2 separate regions of the Homo sapiens genome follow, and region 1 is linked to region 2. A link is a loop called in an ENCODE intact Hi-C map of the cell type or tissue named here. Cell type or tissue: heart right ventricle. All regions are shown on one strand. Links, peaks and the distances in the headings refer to the core of each region. The heading gives the core; the rest is flanking DNA. Region 1 overlaps LOC124904265 (a long non-coding RNA gene). Region 2 has its middle 73 kb from the start of CTAGE1.

Evidence for each region. A loop is a pair of places that touch in the nucleus more often than their neighbours do. Peaks named below come from ENCODE experiments on the same cell type or tissue, not always from the same donor. Only the 100,000 strongest peaks of a DNase experiment are listed, where the experiment ranks them.
Region 1: it touches region 2 in a loop (2.0-fold over the local background); 31 of 110 quality-filtered maps call a loop at or near these places.

What each region holds. Positions count from the first base shown.
Region 1 is chr18:22,537,640-22,540,567 of GRCh38, reverse strand. The region is part of intron 1 of LOC124904265 (a long non-coding RNA gene); the gene reads right to left. Among named protein-coding and RNA genes, the nearest start is that of CTAGE1, 120 kb to the right of the region's middle. In heart right ventricle, for the core only: no CTCF peak of the experiment used is centred there; DNase peaks (open chromatin) are centred at 1,327 and 1,897; H3K27ac peaks cover 2,469 bases.
Region 2 is chr18:22,489,695-22,492,622 of GRCh38, reverse strand. No RefSeq gene overlaps it. Among named protein-coding and RNA genes, the nearest start is that of CTAGE1, 73 kb to the right of the region's middle. In heart right ventricle, for the core only: a CTCF peak has its summit at 1,803; no DNase peak of the experiment used is centred there; H3K27ac peaks cover 683 bases.

The DNA of each region.
Region 1 (2,928 bases), core at 97-2,596, 48 kb before region 2:
TCTGAATCCAAATATGCTTGGTTTCCCTATATGAAGAGAAGATTAGGACACACATACACGCAGAGAGGAGACCATAAGAAAACACAGGGAGAAGGCGGCTGTCTACAAGCCAAGGAGAGAGGCCTCAGAAGAAACCAATCCTGCCAACACTTTGATCTCAGATTCCAGCCTCCAGAACCATGAGAAAAGGGAATTTTGTTTTTTAAGCCACCCAGTCTGTGGTACTTTGTTATGGCAGCAGTAGCAAACTAATACAACATATATTAACTCATTGAATCCTTTGTACAAACCAATGCATTACTACCACCAATTTGTAGGTAAGAAAATTAGTGATTTGAGATATAAGGAACTTGTCCATGGCCTCACAGGTGGTCAACTAGCTTGGCCAGGCTTTGAATCCAGTTCTTCTTGAGAATATCTGACTTAAAAAATATTAACATTTATTATTTATTATTCCTATTGACTTCCAGAAGATAATATCTAATTCAGGTAAGCACCCCACCAAGATGACTAAAGACATGCAGATCCACATAGGTGCTTCAGGTAAAACAGGAGAAAAACACATTGGCTCTTTATAGAAAAAGTGGAACCCAAGTCCCACAAATATTGCTTGAACTCAGCATAATGTTGCCTTTACCTTCCATAAGCCATGGATTTTTATAGAAGCCTTCAAGAAATGGAGCTTATGATGTCAAAAGCACATGGATTGTAGGCAGAATAAGAGGCTTTTTTAAAAAATTATGTTTTGTAAGTGTTGTGTTATGATACATGGACACCCACTCTAAAACCAAAAATGTTTTTCCAAACAAGATCCTAAAAGTGTTTGCCCCAGTTAGTCTAAGATAGCCCTTATGGCAATGCCAAAGATTAAAGTTTGTGCTCACAGTTGTTTTAAACCAAGATATTACTCTCTGGCTTTTCAATCATATTTTTATTCCTTTTGTGCATCTCATCAAAGCATTTCGATTAGAACAAGTCATTGAGAAGGCAGAAGCCAAAATAAACAGTCGAGTTTAAATTACTACAGTGAAGGGACCACAGTTGCACTCAGGCCCAAGTTATGGGGACTTTTAATGATTCTACGAGGTTCTAGTATTTATGGAATTGGCTTGCACATATATTTTTTTTCTTCCTGATTTATTTCTGAGTTCTAAAGCCATCCATGAATTTTAATCCTAGTCTATCTTGTCAAATTTTTTTTCTGATAGGGTTCTCAGAGGTTCCAGTCAGCTGAGGGTTTACTTTTCCTTGGAGCTTATTAACTCCCATCACTTGGCCTGAACCAATAACCTCTGTCCAGCAGCCTGGCCACGTCACCCATGTTTGCTACATGTGAACCAGGGGTGCTTGCCAGCTCCACTGCTTCTATCCCTGCTTTAAGAAGTAAACAAGAAAAGATGTCATCAATTGGAAATAAAGCTAGGGTACAAATTCACTCCCAGATGTTAATATTTGCTGGTGTCTTTCTGGACTGGTCAGGAGACGCTGTGACGTGATTAGAAACACACTTTTTGAAGATGAACAGAGTTGGCTTAAATCCCTACTGCCACCTTCAAGTCATGTGACTTTGAGTACATTACTTGATCAACCCAGGCCTTGGTTTCCTCATTTGTTAAGTAAAGATAACAACCACCTGGCAGTTTTGTTGCAAAGAGTAAATGAAATAACACAGGTGACGTGTGTAGGCTAGCATCTGATGCAAGGTAGATGCATAAAACGAAGACCGTGCATACATGGTTGATGACTTCACTAATGTAACTTCCAGTGCTTTTTGTGTGGTTGAGATTCCATTTTCAACAGGACAAAGTCTGCTTGCAGAGGAGAAATACCACGGCAGCTTGATGTGCAATTGGGACTTAACCTCATACAAGACCCAAGAGTCCCCACGGAGGGCATTCTCCATGTGTTTCAACTTGGTGCATCATTCACCAAGCATGTTCCCTCCGGAAAAGCAGGAGACCGCCCAAGGTTTGGATGAGTTCAGGGAAGCATCTGAACTTTTTGGGAGCTATCCCATCAAAACTAGAGTTGTCTGGGTTTTGACCGCTGGGGCCAATATTATTTTCTGTCTGGGCTTTTAAAAAAGATCAGAACATTGGGTTAGTATTCCCTGTTCTCTATGTCATTAGAAGCTCTTCAGCATGAAGATTCCACTAATTTCAACCAGAATCGAGTGGATAAAAGAGATGAGTAACGTGAGAAAATGAAATGAGGAGATTGGCACTCAGTGGGGGAAGTTAGGGACTCCAAGGAGAAAAATAAAAGCTGTCTTCATCAACTGGCCCAAGACAGTGGGGGGAGTTTATTAAATGTGATTCTTTCCAGCACTCTATTCTAAATCTCTCCTACATTACATAAATCAGAGTCAGAAATATTTGGGTTTGAATTCTATTTCTGACATCTATCAGATGGGGTGACTTCTTACAAACTCCAACAGCCTCAGTTTCCTCATTGGTAAAATAGAAATATTAGTAAATATCATGTAGGATCATTCATTCATTCATTCATCAACAATATTTGTAAAGCACTTGGTCTGGCATATAGCAAGCATCCAATAAAAAGTGGCCCCCCTTCACCTTAAATTTTCTGTGGAATCTTATAATCCATATACTTAGATTTTAAGGATTTCATATTTATACTCCAACTTTTTTTCATTTTGCTTAGGAATATATTCTCACCTTTATGAAAAACACACTTGACCTTTTAGAAACCACATAGAAAAAATTTAAATAAGAGAATGTGTTCTTTTAAAATCAAACCAATATTATCGATCCTCACTAAGGTGTAAAGCTCAATCTATGGAATGCTTCTCTATTCACTTGAATGAATATTCATGACAAATACAACTTAGCTACACCCAAATGTGTATCCAATGCCGCTATGCCATAAAATAGCTTGACAGTTAGGCACCAGGTCAGAATTGTGGTC
Region 2 (2,928 bases), core at 339-2,838:
GCAGACCTCGGACACGTATAAAAGACAAAAGTAGAGCTCTGGCTCCAGGGACACGGAACCCCCGTCTGTCTCTTGGTCCTTCTCTCTTTCCACCTGCCTCCCACCTGGACTTCTAAGGCTCCACAGAACGCAGAGCTTCTGGGCACCTGGATGAACGGTTCACATGGGAGTCAACAGTGGCTCAGAGAGGCCGGGATTTGCTCAGAGGAATACACGCAACTGGTTTGGAAGCTGGGGTTTTGATACCTGTCCTGGGATCTTTGAACCCGTCATGTTATATAATTCTTTCTTCATCACTATCATAGGCTCTCTGAGGATGGCAGGAGTTTAAAAGCTAATAGTCATAGTAGCATCTGTGTTAAGATTCAAGGAGCTATGGGCTTGTCATCCTTTGACTCAGTACACAGGATACTCTTTTTGTGCAGACAAATATGTCCTTCTTCCTAAAGTGCTTTTTAAACAGAGCTACATAAAAAAAGGTTTTTTTAAAAGCTTATTTCACCTCATGTCCATTAGGATGATAATCATAAAAGTCAAGAGATAAAAAATGTCAGCAAGGGTGTGGAGAAAAGGGAAAAATTGTACATTGTTGGTGGAAATGTAGATTGGCGCAAGCATTATGGAAAACAATATGGAGGTTCCTAGACAAATTAAGAAAAACCTAAGCCACATGGTGAGTTCACATCTCTACAAAAAACTAAAAAATTAGCCCAGCATGGTGGCACATGTCTGTAGTCTTAGCTACTTGGGAGGCTGAGGTGGGAGGATGACTTGAGCATGGGAGGTTGAGGCTACAGTAGCCATGATCATGCCACTGCACTCCAGCCTGAGCAATGAAGTGAAACCCTGTCTCAAAAAAATTGATTAAAAATAGAATGACCATTTAACATAGTAATCCCTCTTCTGATTATATACCCAAGGAGATGAAATCACCACCTCATAAAGATATCTGCACACCCATGTTTGTTGCAGCATTATTCACAATAGTCAAGATATGGGAACAACCTAAGTGTCCATCAATGGACAAATGGATAAAGAAACAGATATATGTGTCCTCTGACTCAGTACACAGGACACTCTTTATCTATCTATCTATCTATCTATCTATCTATCTATCTATCTATCATCATCTAGCTATCCATCCAATAGAATGTTATTCAGCCTTAAAAAAGGAAATCCTGCCATTTGCCACAACTTGGATGGAACTGGAGGATATTACACTAGATGAAGTAAGCCAGGCATAGAAAGAAAAACATTTTATGATATCACTTGTATGTAGAATCTAAACCAAAATTAAAGTCAAATATACAAACACAGAGAATAAAACAGTAGTTACCAGGGGTTAGGGAAAAGGGGAACAAATGGGAAGATGTAGGTCAGAGGTTATCAAGTAGCATATATTAGAATGAATAAGCCTAGAGCTCTAATGTACAGGAGGACTGTAATTAATAAAATTTTATGCATTTAGGAGTCCTGTTAAATGAGTAGATTTTAGCTGCTCTTACCAAACAAAGGGGCAGGGCAATGGGGATAACTCTGTGAGATGCTGAATATATTTGTTTTATTATAGTAACCTTTTTACTATCTATATGTATCCCATAACATAATGTTGTATACCTTAAATATACACATCATATTTTAAATTTTATTTTTAAAAGTAAATGCTATTGTGTATCTTTTTTAATGTAAAGATTTATTCCATATAAAAACTTTTAAAAAAATGGTTCAGGAAGAGGCAAAATGAAATGTTTTTACTTGCTCATTGGGGAAAATGTTCACGGAACTTCAGCACCACCAGCAGAGTAAGCTGACAGTAGCATACAGAAGTATGAGGGCTCCTTGGTATGACCTCGGTGCACTGAGATTTTCTGGGAAAATCTGTATCAGTAATCATAGTTGTATAGCTCCAGGGTCCAACTCTAGATTGCAAAATATTTCCCCTTTTGGACTTCAACTCAACAATAATTCAACAGTGTGACAACTCAGTAGGAAACGGACCTTGAACAAGAGTGATAGGTATCTTTAGCTTGGCCTGGGCTGCCCAGGAAGCTTAGTGGCAGATAAAGTAATCACACCCTATGGCCTTCCGCTCTCACAAAAGAATCACTTGCATTGTGCAAGCCAAGCATATTTCACACAAAACCTTGTTTCCACTTTTCCTCTAAAGTGGTCTTTGGCAGTTTTTTCAGTTCCTAACATTCTGTTTTGGTCACAAACAAACCTCTGCTGTGCACTTTATGGGTGTGCTGAACCACTGAGTATTAGAGCTGAAATCGGCCTCAGAGATCATCAAATCCAATCCTGTCATTTCATAGCAAAGGAGTCAGAGGTAGAGGGAGAGGAGATGACTTGTCCAAAGTCACACAGTGAGAGAAAAGCAGAACCAGGTCAGGAGCTGAGCTGCTGTCCTGATGTGAAGCACTTTTTCATGACTCTATGCCACTTCTGAATTAGCCACAACACCATGAGGGGAGATGTCTTCCATATGGCTCAGGGGTGTGGTATTTGCCGTCAGACAATAGTTATTTATTGAGCACCCACAACATGCTAGGGAAACCCTTCAATAGGCTTACAGTCTGGAGGGGAAGACATACATTAAACAAAGAATCTTAAATGAGTAAGTGCATTAGTGTTGCCAACCATTCAGTGAAGAATGCATTAGTGTTGCCATGGGAATGTTATCTCCAGGGCTGATTGGGGCTATGTCCAGGGCCAAATCTGATTGGTTGATCCTGTGAGTTAGTAGTTAAATATTAATATGTTGGCTCACCCTAGGTTATGGGCCAAAGATTGTTTACATAATGCACGGGTTACTTCACCCATCTGATTCTGCTCCTCTTGGTTTCTTCTTCCTGATGATTCTACCTCCAGGAAGACAGGTAATGCAAAAGAACTAGAGTTCCTACAAACAGTCTTGTTCTCGCTCAG